Regions from separate parts of the Homo sapiens genome. Here region 1 is linked to region 2. The links are chromatin contacts, found by Hi-C or POLR2A ChIA-PET in ENCODE. All regions are on one chromosome and are shown on one strand. Each heading gives the region's core, a stretch centred on a gene start or an enhancer-like site at or near the end of the contact. The rest is flanking DNA. Distances are from core to core; before and after follow the strand shown.

Evidence for each region. A loop is a pair of places that touch in the nucleus more often than their neighbours do. ChIA-PET counts read pairs that join two places held with the same protein, here RNA polymerase II (POLR2A). Pooled maps may share reads with other maps.
Region 1: a loop to region 2 is called in a pooled map, with 2.1 times the contacts of the local background. The contact joins two enhancer-like sites. A Hi-C loop is called at or near these places in 1 of 50 pooled maps. POLR2A ChIA-PET finds 5 or more read pairs at or near these places in 2 of 52 experiments (GM12878 and K562).

The regions. Positions count from the first base shown.
Region 1 is chr11:120,546,672-120,549,371 of GRCh38, reverse strand. All of the region lies in intron 1 of GRIK4 (glutamate ionotropic receptor kainate type subunit 4), which reads right to left. Among named protein-coding and RNA genes, the nearest start is that of GRIK4, 36 kb to the right of the region's middle. RefSeq lists an enhancer at 688-1,433. Within about 2 kb of position 1,376, at least 17 of the 41 ENCODE cell types and tissues checked have a DNase peak (open chromatin) inside an H3K27ac peak, as active enhancers do.
Region 2 is chr11:120,430,909-120,433,608 of GRCh38, reverse strand. ARHGEF12 (Rho guanine nucleotide exchange factor 12) reads right to left here. Exons shown (of 41, transcript NM_015313.3): 11 at 1,698-1,838. Among named protein-coding and RNA genes, the nearest start is that of GRIK4, 79 kb to the left of the region's middle. Within about 2 kb of position 1,373, at least 9 of the 41 ENCODE cell types and tissues checked have a DNase peak (open chromatin) inside an H3K27ac peak, as active enhancers do.

The DNA of each region.
Region 1 (2,700 bases), core at 127-2,626, 120 kb before region 2:
CACTTTGGGAGTCCAAGGTGGGTGCATCATGAGGTCAAGAGTTTGAGACCAGCCTGGCCAACATGGTGAAAGCCCGACTTTACTTAAAAAAAAATATATACAAAAATTAGCCAGGTGTAGTGGCGTGTGCCTGTAATCCCAGCTACTTGGGAGGCTGAGGCAGTAGAATTGCTTGAACCCAGGAAGCAGAGGTTGCAGTGAGCTGAGATCACGCCACTGCACTCCAGCCTGGGCAACAAGGCAAGACTCTGTCTCAGTGAAAAAAAAAAACAGCCAGGAAACAGGCATCCTTCAGAGCCCCCTTCATACCACAGCTGCCTGGGATGACAAAGCCAGGAAGAGGGGAAACCTGGTCATGCACGAGGTGCTGTGTCCTGGGCCTGCCTGGAGCTAGGTCAAGCCTGCCTGAGGCCAAGCCAGGCCCACACATCAGACAGGCACCGTATGGTCTCAGATTCTCACAGGGAACATATGCCCTGAGCAGAAGTGCCCTCCTGTGCAAGACAGCCCTCTCTACCCTGCAGATTCGGCCCCTTCTGCTGAGCGAGTGTGATGGATTACTTCACCTCTTGGGATTTCAGGGTTTTGTGTGTAAAATGAAGGGGTCTCGGAGCTGGGGTAGGCAGCCCCACAGACAGATGTGCCTCTGCTCTGGGGTGTTTGCTCTGGAACTGTCATACAGGGCACAGAAATCTTCCCTGTCCAAAATCCTCCCAGCTGCCACCAGAGGTCTCTTCCCAAAATGTCAAAAGGATCATGTCGGGCCATTCACTCTCTTAAAACCCAGTGCTTAGAAGAGGAAGTCTGAATCCCTCAGCAAGGCTGTGGGGACCGAGGTGCCTCTGTAGCCTCATCTCCTCCCGCTCCTCCTGCAAGCTGATGGCCAGCTGAGCAAGACACCCTGCACTTCTCTGACCACACCCCTTGTCTCCAGGCCACCATGCCTTTGCTGGGGCCATCCCCTCTGCTTGCAATCCCCTTGCCTCTTTGCCCTACGTCTCCACTTGCACAATCTACTTCGTAAGTGAGCCTCTGCCCACATGGCCCCTGTGCATCCTTGACTACCCCACCCCCAAATCAGAATTCAGGACCCCTCACTAAGCATCCATGGCACTGGGTCCTACTCCTGCTGTACCCAGTACTTATCACGTGTCATGCATGGTGTCTATTTTCATACTTCGAGAGCCCCTGGGTGCCAGGCAGCACAAGGGAGACAGCGTGGGCCTCAGAGTCCAGCAGGCCTGCAATTGATTCGGGCTGAGTCACCTACCAGCGCCAGTAACAGCTGATCACTGTCACACACAGGCTTCAGGCAGGCTGCCCATGCATGCATTCTCCCAGCGTCCTTCACCCTGTGGACAGCAGTTCCCATGTGTGCCCTCCCACAGCCACCCTCTGAGTCACAGGCCGGGCAGCTCCGCCCACCCTGGCAGGTACCCAGCAGCCCTGGGCTGCAGACTCCCCTCATACCCGGCATATTTATCCCGCTAATGAGTTCTTAAAGCTCTAACAGGGCTCTTTCCACTGAGCAGGTTCAGTAACAGATTCTTATAAAAAATAAATTCAGCACATTAAACCCAGATTTCAGCATATTAGTAGACCCATGGGGAGGGGCCTGAATTTACCAAACACTAGGCAGTTGCTGTCTTTTAATTAAAAAATAATGATGACAAGCTCATGTAATGTCTGGTCCCTCCCTAAGAAAGATTTTCTGATTTCCCATGTCAGACGTTTCCATGGAAAAACCAAGTGTTTATGTCAGGACAAAAAAAAAAAATCCCTGAATGTCTGGAAACAAGAAGCCTTCCCTGCTTGGCTCCTCTGGTGCCAACCCCTCAAACACCTTCCTCCCTCCCCTTATCTGACTGCTGCCTTGAAGGTGTCGGTGAGATTTTATGCCTGTGTGAGCATGTGGTCACCGCCGACCAGAGTCTAAAGGAGCCCAGCTCCATCTCACCACGCTATTCACTCATCCCTCTGTACTCCGCTCGTGCAGACACTCGCCCACTGGCTGAGGTCACTGCGTGCTAGGGGCGAGACATCCACAGATGCCCAAGGCAAGGTCTCTGGCCTTTGGGAGCTCAAAATCTAAGATGCCAAGAGCCACGATAGAGGAGTGCCCAGGGTACCCTGGAGGCAGAGAGAAGGGTGAGTGTGTCCAGGACAGGCTCCCAGGAGAGGCACTGTGGAAGGAATGGCCACTGAGCTGGCTCCTGAGGATGAGTGGAGGGAAGAGAGGGAAGGGGACTTCAAGTCGAAGGGACTGTCCACGCAAAGGAACTGAGGCACACAAGACAGGAGAATGTGGAGGAAGCGCTGCCAGAGCCCAAGGGGCAGGGTGCCGGGGAGGTACGTGGAGCTCTGCATGCACGAGGCTTAAGCTGGACAGTCAGGCAATGCCAACCCCCCGACCTTGCTGTTCTTAAGCTGCGCTCAGCCCCAGAACCTGTTGGGATTAGAGAGGAAGCAAAGCCGTATTTGGTTTCTCTAGCAAAATTATGAATCATCATCTTGCATTTCCATTTCATGCCCAGTTCTGGGCCTGAAGTTCCCCACAAATTCCATCCTTACTCCTAGTAGCCACACAGTGGGAGGGGACTTCAGGAGGTGGGCGGAGCATGTGTGACTCAGGAACGGGAGTGACATACTAAATAACTCAAGGCTAATGAGGGAGCTGAGCCAGAAGCATGTCCCAGGTCC
Region 2 (2,700 bases), core at 124-2,623:
TACAAGATAAAATTCAAATTTCTCATTCGTATCATTTGCTCTGAATGCCTACAATTTGCTACACTTTGGAAACATAAAGTCAGACAAGACAGTCCCTCTGCTCTCAAGGAACTTCCCATCTCATGGTAGGGACAAGCCATGAAAACAGCGAGGAGACGCATTACTAAAACAAAAAGAAGAGTACGAAAAGCATTCCCAAAAGCGGTATGTACTGCTAGAACAAGTTGAAGCCCTTTATAACCTGGATTCATGATTTGGCTTCTAAGATAATCTCTAGCCATTCCATCTATAACCCTAATATGCCAGGTTGCCCTAAAATTCTCACTGCTCTCTCAAAATGTTACGCATTTTCAAACCTCAGTGCTTTTGTTTATATTTCGATTACTGGTATTTTGGAGCTAGGTGGAAGTAGATCACCTATTGCCTGAATAAGTTTGGAAAGTTAGTTAACTCCCTTTGGCCTCAATTTTTTCTTTTGTAAAGTTACAGTAACAACAGTACTACTTCATAAGGCTGTTTTGAGAATTAACTAAGGAACATAAAACCTTATCACCGTGTATGGGACATATACCCAACAAATATTAGTGACTACCATTTTTTCCTTGAGCCCAAATTGAAATTTTCCATTAAAACCTTTAGCTAACCCAATCACAAGACTCCTATCACTACCTTAAAAAACAAAACAAAACAAAACAAAAAACCCACAAATCCTCAGTTTGTTTTTTGCATGAGGAACTGGGTCATTGGGCCTAAGCCTCAAGAGATAGCCTGAATGATGGCTTAGACCACGGCTTCCTTTTTAAAAAACAACAAAACAAAACAATCCCCCAACAACAACCTTCAATAAGAGAGAAACTTCACATTGTTAAATAGTAGATGTGTGTATATGTAACAAAAGTCCCAAGAAGTGACACCTCTTCTATATGCAAAGCACTGTATTTCCTATTCTTTTTTTAAAAAAGAAATACAACCCACAAAATTGATTTCATGACCCACAATTACAAAACATTCGTTCAGACTTCTTCCCTCATCACTTTTAAAGAGGGTGATCTACATTTAAGTCATTATTCCTACCACTGCATACAATTTACAAAGTATTGCTGGGTAAGTAATACTGAACTTAGCTTTTAGGTATTCATATGTCTATGGTGTTACATCATATTCAGCTTAAAATGTTTTATTATCATCTTAACAGATAGTCATGTTCATCTGGCAGTTTCTGGGTTAATCAAGAAAGTGCTGTCACTAAACCTGGGCTATTAACTGAAGCCTATCTAACAGGACTGAGGTTTTTCCTCTTGGTAATGGCAAAGTGCCCCATGATTCAAGACTGAGTCACTCTGACCACAAATGGAATATTAACATGCTCTTAAAGATATCAACAGTTGGTCTCTCGGTTCAGTAAAAATGCACTGGCATTAGTAACTTCTCTACCCACGAACAAGATGCCTGCTGGGAAATTCCATCCCTGTAAAAGAAACAGTTGGCAATGGGTGTTCAAGGGAAAAAGTGAACTCTGGAATTAAAAGCTTATATATAACAGTAACCAGATTTCTGTTTATCAAATTGGTACATTAAAAATGGGGATGGTAAAAAGTGCTAAGACACCTCTAATTCACATCACTTAAAATCAAATCTAGAAAGGGGCTGTAAAGAAGAATACAGAAGAAAAAAGATTTAGAAAACTGAAAGCTTACATCTGCATTGTCACTACTGGGCCGAGAAGCATCTCCACTGCTACAGTCAGTCCTGCCCAGTACATCTCCAGGATCTGTTTCTGCCTCACTGACTGTTAGGGTGTCCCCTAAAGGTCTGGAGGGTGTAACTACAGCTCCATCCTAAAACAGATGAAAGAAAAACACGCGCACACAAACACATAAAAGAAAACTTTCATTACTTGCTGCATAAAGAAATAGTGGTACTACAATCTACATGGAGACTACTAAAAGTTGGACATTCTGATATGCTCAAGTATGTTTAAAATTCTACGAGTAAAATCCATAAATAACTACTAATTCCGGTATTCTAAAATGTCATGACCTTAAAGACAGGGCAAGTGATATTTTGGTAAAAAGAATGTAAGTTCAAACTTCTAAATATAGCAAAAAGATAAAATGGTTTGTTAATTTATGTAATTTATATTTATATAATTTATATTGTCTGCCCATTAATAAAGGTTATTACCCTATAGTTTCTTGTTAACTACCTTCCAATGCTTCAGAGTGTCAATCAATGGCCAATTCTAGGACATAATACTATAACATAAATTATTATAAGCATTTAGATCAGGTTATAAGCATTTATTTATTTATTTAATTTGAGATGGAGTCTTGCTCTGTCACCCAGGCTGGAGTGTAGTGGCAGGATCTCGGCTCACTGTAACCTCCGCCTCCATGGTTCAAGCCATTCTCCTGCCTCAGCCTCCCGAGTAGCTGGGATTACAGGCATGCACCACCAAGCTTGTCTAATTTTTTTATTTTTAGTAGAGTCGGAGTTTCACCATGTTGGCCAGGATGGTCTCAAACTCCCGACCTCAGATGATCTGCCCGCCTCGGCCTCCCAAAGTGCTGGGATTACAGGTGTGAGCCACTGCGCCTGGCCAGGTTATAAGCATTTAGATTGCTGTCCAAACAGGGTAAGAATATTATATTTGCCTAGTAATAACATAAAACTGTCAACATTACTGAGGTGTAACACTCA